2 separate regions of the Homo sapiens genome follow, and region 2 is linked to region 1. Evidence: read pairs that join two places in POLR2A ChIA-PET (ENCODE). Cell type or tissue: Caco-2. All regions are shown on one strand. Links, peaks and the distances in the headings refer to the core of each region. The heading gives the core; the rest is flanking DNA.

The links. ChIA-PET counts read pairs that join two places held together with the same protein. Peaks named below come from ENCODE experiments on the same cell type or tissue, not always from the same donor. Only the 100,000 strongest peaks of a DNase experiment are listed, where the experiment ranks them.
Region 2: POLR2A ChIA-PET joins it to region 1 with 5 read pairs; 4 of 35 experiments call an interaction of 5 or more read pairs at or near these places.

Annotation. Positions count from the first base shown.
Region 1 is chr12:12,581,034-12,585,431 of GRCh38, reverse strand. The region is part of intron 1 of LOC107984486 (a long non-coding RNA gene); the gene reads left to right. Among named protein-coding and RNA genes, the nearest start is that of DUSP16, 20 kb to the right of the region's middle. RefSeq lists enhancers at 1-375, 1,930-1,989. In Caco-2, for the core only: no CTCF peak of the experiment used is centred there; DNase peaks (open chromatin) are centred at 104 and 2,311.
Region 2 is chr12:12,664,515-12,668,912 of GRCh38, reverse strand. The region is part of intron 3 of GPR19 (G protein-coupled receptor 19); the gene reads left to right. Among named protein-coding and RNA genes, the nearest start is that of GPR19, 29 kb to the left of the region's middle. In Caco-2, for the core only: no CTCF peak of the experiment used is centred there; no DNase peak of the experiment used is centred there.

The sequences.
Region 1 (4,398 bases), core at 100-4,099:
TCTGCCCCTTCAGTGGTCCTTGCAGAGCTTATTTGTCAGATACTATTGACAGCTTCTGCTCTCTACCTGAGCTCCAATCCCATTTCCCTGACTGCCTACTGGCCATTTCCTCTGGAATGTGCAGGTCATTGTTCTGCCAAGCAGATTGCAACATGTCCAAAAACAACCTTCTTCTTTTTTTTTTTTTTTTTTTGCCACAAATCAGCTGCTCATATAAACTGTCAGTCCCTGTCAATAGTCCATGAAGTTATTTAGATATAGAGAAGCAAATTCCTCTTTGATTTGATCTCCTCTTTCATCACTCTCAGCTGTTCAGCCCCTAGAACAATCAGGTTTTCCTTCAAATATTGATCTTGTTTCTGTCATTCCCTCTCTCCTATGCCCATTTCTAGGTCCTTACTTCCTCTAATATCATCTACTGTTCATGTCTACCCTTTCCCTGATTCAATTACCTGTGAAAGACTGAGGCCAGACCTAGACTACCTTCATTAATCAAATCATGTCTATTCAAAACCCTGAAGTTCTTCCCTATTCATATAGACTTCTTGCTCTTCTTTGCTGTCAAAATTTCCTCTAATCTGATCTCATACTAGACAATATTTCTGCCAGGTGGCTATATTGTAATGGGAAGTTTAATGGACTTGGAGTTAGTGGATCTGCTTTCAAATCCTAGCCCCGTACTCAGCAGAATGACCTTGGGCAATTCACTGACTCTCGAAACCTTGAATCCCCATTTGCAAAACTGGGGTGATAATACCTATGTCATAGGGAAGTTTATGAGATTGTAGTAATATCTGTGGAGACAGTTTAGCATTGTGCTCGGAACCCGTGTTTGGGCTGACTTACTTGGTTCAATACTAGGCTTTCCCACTCAGTAACTATGTGACCTGAAGCAAGTTCCTTAGCCTCTCTGGGTTTCATCAGTTTCATCTGTAAAATGGATACATTACCTATGAGGTAACATATACCTCATAGGTCTGTCGTGACAATTAAATGAGATAATATATGTAAAGCACTTTAACACAGTGCAAGGCACATTGTAAGCTTTAATAGGTGTAAACTATTATAATTATGCAGCAAGAGACCTAGTGTAATCAGCACTTGATATATGTTTGGTAAGTTTGTTTGTGTGAGACAGTGTCTCACTCTGTCACCGACACTGGTGTGCAGTGATCATAGCTCACTTGCAGCCTCGACCTCCCAGGATCAAGCTGTCCTTCCACCTCAGCCTCCCAAGTACTATACTCCCTGGGACTATAGGCGCACACCTTCACACCCCGCTAAATTGTTTTGTATTTTTGTAGAGAAAGGGTCTCACTGTGTTTCTCAGGCTAGTCTTGAATTTTTGGGCTCAAGCGATCCACCCACTTCAGCCTCCCAAAGTGCTGGGATTATAGGCATGAGCCACCGTGCCCAGCCTAAGTATGTTGATGAATTCATCTTATTCAGATGATCTTAACTTCCCATTAATTTTTGCTATGTACATTCTTATGCCACCCTTCCTCCAGACAGGCTGACTGCTTTGGTTTTCCATGAATATATCTTTCACTTTTCTTGCCTTTGATAATGGTTTCCTATTATAATTTATAATTCATCACATGAAATAGTAGGTACTATATCATTTCTAGAATGTCATAATTTCTCTTTCCTGCCAATCCAGATTCTTTCCATTTTTTAAGGTCTCTCCTAAACGTTGGCTTGGTGACACTTTCCCTCATTACTTCTGTACTTATCAGTGTCTCATTTTTCTGAACCAATTACCCTTGGCTTAGCACTTGATGCCATTAATCTGTCAGGTACACTTAGCTGCTGTTTCCTGTATATTCATTTTGTGTCTTCAGCTCAAATGAAAACAGTCCTCAATCCAGCCTTGTTTCAGAACATGCAGTAAATATATAGTGACTATTAAATCTATTAGATCCAACATTCTAGAATAATTTTTCAGGTCTACAGCCTCTTATCAAAAGACTGGCCTATGAGGGTGGGCAGAGGGTTTGGGAATAAGAAGTTCCTGCTGCATTGGACAAGGTCCTTTCGCCTCTGGGCCATGTTGTCAGCGAAGTACTTAAGCACAGGGGCTCCGAAGGTGAGGGGCTGGGAGTAGACCATCAGACCATCCCTGACACAGACAGGAAAGTGTCCCCATTCAAATCTCATTCTTGCTGTGACAGGCTTTGCCTTTAACTAGTTTCTCAAACTTCTTGTACTTTTACACAACATTTGCCCTACTGAGAAACTGGCTTTGCGTGAAACTTCCCATGGCTTGAAGCAAGTCCCCATGACGGTGTTTGCATACCACTGGGGTTTTGTTCCTCCCACACATGCCAATAAAGATGAAGTGGCACTAAGATGACGTGATATGAAGGACATCACTGCAGCCTGCAAAGCAGAGAATGTTTGAACTATGTCAAAGAGTCATACCAGGGTTTCACAATTACAGAAAAGGCCAAGAAAGACTAGTCAAGAATGCAAGGTGAATAACGTTGTCTCTGCTCCAGTTCTCACGGGTGCTGTAGCCCCCACTGAACGCCCATTTCTCTGCACTCCTGTAGTACATATCATCTGGACTACACAATTCAGTCCTGCATTATACAGTGTCCTTCAAAAATTGCTTTGTGTGTTGTGTTCTCCCAGCTAGTTGTAAGTTCCTGAGAATACAGACCACATCTTATACTTCCTTGCTATTGTATATAGAGCCTTGCAATACCATTTAACTCAGTGTTGGGCACAATAAAATTCTCAACAGTAAATGTTGATGGATTTGGTTTTGGAAATGTAAATTTATAAAAAGTGGCCCTGCAAAGGAGAATGAGAAGACTCACTTCCTTTTGAGGGCTGTGGGCCTGGGAGTCCCATCGTCATTTGCAGTGTTGCCAGCAGCAGCAGCCTTCTTTCACAGGACAGGGAGTCAGTACAGCACCAGTAAGACACGTGGTTTCATTGCTTTCCCACTCAGAAGAAGACCACTCAGCACAGTGCCGGAGACCCTGCCCTGATTCCCCTTTCTCCTCCCAACCACAAAGGCCATGCAGGTAGAACTTGAGGGGCATCAGAGATTATCTGACTGAACTCCCTTGTTTTGTAGATGAGGAAACAAGGCAAGAGCAGCTGAGGGTGGTGGAAAGCATATGCATGGGCTTTGGAGTTAGGCAGTACTGGACTCTAATCCCAGTGCTGTTACCCTTTAGCTGTGCGATTGTGGGAGAGTCTGTTAACATCTCAGAGCCTTGATTTCCTCATCTTTAAAGTGTAACAATGGCGACCCACAGGAAATGTTGTAAAAACTCAGGGAAATAATATATGCAAACACAGTGCTTGGCAATAATAGATGCTCAATACCTGTTGGGCTCTCTATTTTCCTTCTCTTGAGTCTCCTGCCCAAAGTCATAAAACAATTTAGTGCTAGCCTCTCCTGTTTTTCAAGCTGTTTTCTTTCAATCAGGTACTAAAGCTAACCTCCTACCCACTAGAAAATTAGGATCAACCATTAACACATTTTTTAATGCTGAAATTTATAACAAAATTTTTAATGCTCACCAGACGTGGTGGCTCATGCCTGTAATCCCAGCACTTTGGGAGGCCAAGGCAGACAGATCACCTGAGGTCGGGAGTTCGAGACCAGCCTGACCAACATGGAGAAACCCTGTCTCTACTACAAATACAAAATTAGCCGGGCGTGGTGGTGCATGCCTGTAATCCCAGCTACTTGGGAGCCTGAGGCAGGAGAATTGCTTGAACTCAGGGGGCAGAAGTTGTGGTGAGCCGAGATCACGCCATTGCACTCCAGCCTGGGCAACAAGAGTGAAACTCCATGTCAAAAAAAAAGAAAATCCCAAGATTTGGACATATTTATTTGGAGCACTTTTATATACCTTGAGATAAAAGAACTTAAAAGATAGAAATACTAAATTTCAGTGTCAGATTCAAAGGTATTGAGGTTTTATCCATTTCCAACTACAGTGTTTGAACTTTTGGTACTCCTAAAATAGTACTCATGGCCTTTTACCCCTTACAAAAATAAAAAAAATTCTGGCTTTGGTATATTTACGTGCTTTGCTTTGCAACCTGATATTTTTCACCTGTCTTTCTTAAGACATACTCTGCCGTCCATTAATCATCAATTGGATCTAAAATGAAAGCACCGCTGTTGGGGTTCTGTTAAAAAAATAGAAACTCTCACTCTGTCATGCCGTCAGTGGCACAACCATGGCTCACTGCAGCCTCAAACTCCTGGGCTCAGGTGATCCTCCCACCTCAGCCTCCTGAATAGCTGGGACTACAGGTATTACAGGTATACCCAGCTAAAAAAAAAAAAAATAGAAACATATTGGTAACAATCATGTGTAGTGGTTTTGTTTCAGAAATAAAATACACATTCAGTCAGGTGTGGTGGCTCAT
Region 2 (4,398 bases), core at 190-4,189, 83 kb before region 1:
GTTTTTTTCATTTGTAAAACAAGGCCAGTAATTTTACCTACTTTGAGGGGTTACACATATAAAGTGCCTGGCACATAGTAAGCACAAAAATAAGTATTAACTCTTGGTAGTATTAATGCTATAACTACTGTCATGATTGTAATCTTACTGCTCATTAGTAAATACCCATATGTATCCATGTAGGTCCAGCAGATACTTCCCATTCTACAGAAAATGTTTCTGTTTTTTTTTTTCAACCAAATCATGTAAAAAATCAATATTATAAAAATTCTTGTTTGACATTAAATTTTTAAACAAATCTCAAGAAATAAAAATGGTCTTTATACCTTGTGAGAATGTTTGTGAATCTTTATAATCTCAAGAGGACAAAAAGTTAGTTGTTAGGGTATTTTTAGACTTAAAAAATAGACTAACTAAAAAACCTATCCAACAGTTGATGCAGAATTGTGAAGCAAAGTTTGTCATCCATGCCCCATTCCTCTCTGTGGTCCTCCGCTCCCTCTTATTAGCTTCCAGTCATTCATCCATCCATTGCATCCAACAAAGTATGATTTTCAAAAAGTTAGAATCATGACTTTTACAAATATTGAATGAACATATGTTAAAGATTTATTAACATAATACCGAAGGAACCAATGATATAATAAAGCTGGTTCCAAGAGCATTTGAAGAATGCATCTTTATAGGCATTTTTTAAAAAGAATTTCAGCATAAGATTGCTAGGTAAACACTAAACTGGCTAATGTCCTAGAGGGCAGTAAGTCCATAACCTTTGGGGTTATTATTTTCTGCTAGAAAGAAATCTACAAGTTAACATATAAATATCTTCACAATGTCTCAGCTCTAGTCAAATATTAAATAGCAAAGTCAAGCACAGGTACATTCTCCCAGAGAGAGAGGCCCATTTAAGAATGTCCCAGCAAGATCTTAAGAGTATATGTCCTTTTTTGCCTTATTTTCAAGTATTGGATAATTTTTACTAACATATCCACCCATTCATATATTCATTAAACCTTTTTTAATAGCTATGTGCCCCAGGGATATAGAAGTAAAGACATAGTCCTTATCCTCAAGGAACTCATAACCTAATGGGGGAGACAAACATGCAAAATAAAAATTACAAAGCAAAGTGATAGGGTACATTCTCCTCCCAGGTGCCCCAGGATCCCATCATTACAGGGGTAACCAGTCCCCAGTTCTTTTTTTTTTTTTTTTTCTAATTGAGATGCAGAGTCTCACTCTCACCCAGGCTGGAGTGCAGTGGCGTGATCTCAGCTCATTGCAACCTCTGCCTCCCGGGTTCAAGCGATTCTCCTGCCTCAGCCTCCCATGTAGCTGGGACTACAGGCACATGCCACCACGCCTGGCTAATTTATGTATTTTTAGTAGAGACGGGGTTTTGCCGTATTGGCCAGGCTGGTCTTGAACTCCTGACCTCAGGTGATCCGCCCGCCTCAGCCTCCCAAAGTGCTAGGGTTACAGGTATGAGCCACCATGCCTGGCCCCCAGTTCTGTGCTATGACAACCCATCTACCATTTTCCCCACTCATGTATTAATCTTAAAGCTTGGATGGGTGAGAAGTAGATAATAGGATAAATGAATGATTCCTCTTTTAGATCATATATAGGTAGAGATAAATAAGGACCTTCAATACCTCAGCCAAGGGAGTATGTCAAATGGTAGTCTCAGAACTGGCTGGGAAGAGATAGGTCGAACAGGAAAGAGGTGAAGAAGCCTTTCTTGTCACTGCTAAAATTACTGCATATGGATGGCTCTGAACAGAATTACTAATTAACCAGATCTTATATTTCAGAAACACCCCCTTGAAGATATATTTTTATCTAAATTAATGGAGCAGGGGAGGCCTTTCTGAAACTTTACTTTGGGACCCTAGAATTTAGTTATAATATGGCAGACTTTTTTCTGGGAGGAAAGTGCAAGAACCTGTCTGAGGACACCTAAATTACCTTGGCTTTCCCTTAGATGAGATATCTGTTTCATATAGCAGTTGACCTGGTAGCTTCAGTTTCACCTGCCCTGCTTTTATCAGGAGTCATGTTTTCCCCTATCACCATAATCCCCAATGTTTCACCTCTCTGAGAATATATAGTGATTTTCTATGTGCATTTAATTCTCCTAGCAGAGGCACATAGAGTAAGAGTCATTTATTTCAGTTCTCTGTCCTTACAGATCCAATTTAGTAAACATCGAATAAGCAATTATTAATGTAAAGAACTTCAGTGGAAGCTGTAGAGCATGGAGAAAAAGAATAACATCCCCATCTCCCTACTGGAGTCCACAGTTTATTGGAGAAGACAGAAACATGGAGGTATTTCTAAAGCACAGATCTTAATCTTGGCTACACTCAGGATCACCTGGGAACTTTGAAACATCCGACACCCAGGCTGCACTCCAGAGCAATTAAATTAAAATCCCTGAAGCTGGGACTCAGGCATCAATATTTCTTAAGGCTGCCTGGAAGACTCCAATCTACTGTATTGCTAAGCTAGAGAAAAACAAACTTGGAAAATGCTGCAGTAAAGGACTAACAAGATGCTGTATGAGCAAGGGTACCACAACCATTCTGGATATGCTAATATTCTTATCCACTGTCTGACCGCATTTCTGCCCATGAATGCAGCAAATATAACCTCTCATTGTAACCAGGGGAAAAATTTAGATCAGTTTGATTGTAGGGCATTTAGAAACTATATACTCTGGGAGGCATGGTCTGAAGGAAACTATGTTTCTGAGGGGAAAAGGGCCCCAAAAAAGATCAACCCAGAAAAATGACCCCAAAATTCAATCCACATGCTATCTCTCTCCCCTGGAATGTTTTATTCACTTGTCTTCCTGAAGAAGTCCTATTCATCCTCTAAGCTCCCAGCTCAAACTTTACCTCTTCTGTGAAGCCTTTCCTTTTCTTCCCCTTACCCGGGCAAAACTGGGTCCCTATTTTTGTCTTACTTAGCTCCTTGTACAAAGTTCTGTTCTTAGCAGTGAATTATAATTATTATCAAATTGAGTTATAATATGGCACACTGCTTACGTATCTTTGTTTTCTTTTTTTTTTTTTTTTTTTTTTTTTTTTTGAGACGGAGTCTGGCTTTGTGCCCCAGGCTGCTCGGCTCACTGCAAGCTCCGCCTCCCGGGTTCACGCCGTTCTCCTGCCTCAGCCTCCCGGATAGCTGGGACTACAGGCGCCCACCACCATGCCCGGCTAATTTTTTGTATTTTTAGTTGGACGGAGTTTCACTGTGTTAGCCAGGATGGTCTCGATCTCCTGACCTTGTGATCCGCCCGCCTCGGCCTCCCAAAGTGCTGGGATTACAGGCGTGAGCCACCGCGCTCGGCCGATCTTTGTTTTCTTAATACCTAGCCCAGTTTCTCGGCTTATTGAATGAATATTCAGAACTGCAGCGATTTTAGGTGGAGTGAGAACTTATGCCACCAGCAGGGGAAATCTAGACTCAGGAACTCCTCGGGCTCCCTCGTCCTGTTTCTGAGCATTGGGATCCTCTGCTTCCAAGTGGTTGGGCTGGGGAAATGGGCAGACAGACTCATGGGTGTAAAGCAGCTGGAGGAAATGATGGAAGGGCCCCCCGCCTCCGGGCTTTAGTTAAAGCGGTGAGCTTGAGTTTCATTTGCAGAGTTTTGTTGTTAGAGGAAGAAAGAGACAGAAGGAAGTTCACAGGTTTTCAAGTATGCGCATTAAGGAAAAGTGCCTGTGTGGACTCCTGTTTTATTCAGGCCACAGGCATCCCAGAAAAGTTAGAACAGTTTTCTGTCTGGGGAAATTGTCTGTTTTAGTTTATTTTTAAACTTTAAATCTTAACAGGTTTTTTAAAAAGTTTAATAGGTTTTACACACATGAAGGCGAAAAGATGATTTCAATCTTATATGTATGAGGGTGCAGTCCAGATTTTCTAGGACAATGCTAATTTTAGATCTTATGTCCTGATTTCTTTTTTTTTTTTTTTTTTTTTTTTTTTGAGATGGCGTCTCACCCCGTCGCCCAGCCTGGAGTGCAGTGGCGCGATCTCAGCTCACTGCAACCTTCGCCTCCCGGGTTCAAGCGATTCTCCTGCCTCAGCCTCCCGAGTAGCTGGGACCACAGGCGCCTGCCACCACGCCCGGCTAATCTTTTGTATTTTTAGTAGAGACGGGGTTTCACTGTGTTAGCCAGGATAGTCTCGATCTCCTGACCTCGTGATTTGCACGCCTTGACCTCCCAAAGTGCTCGGATTACAGGCATGAGCCACCGCGCCTGGCCCTGATTTCTTATATGGAAAGTGTATGGTTGCTATTCTTACCATTGGCTATCATTTTCCCAGCATGCTTAAAGATCTTTTAGTAGTCAAAATGTTTAATTATTTTTGCTTTCTGTGTGGTGAGCA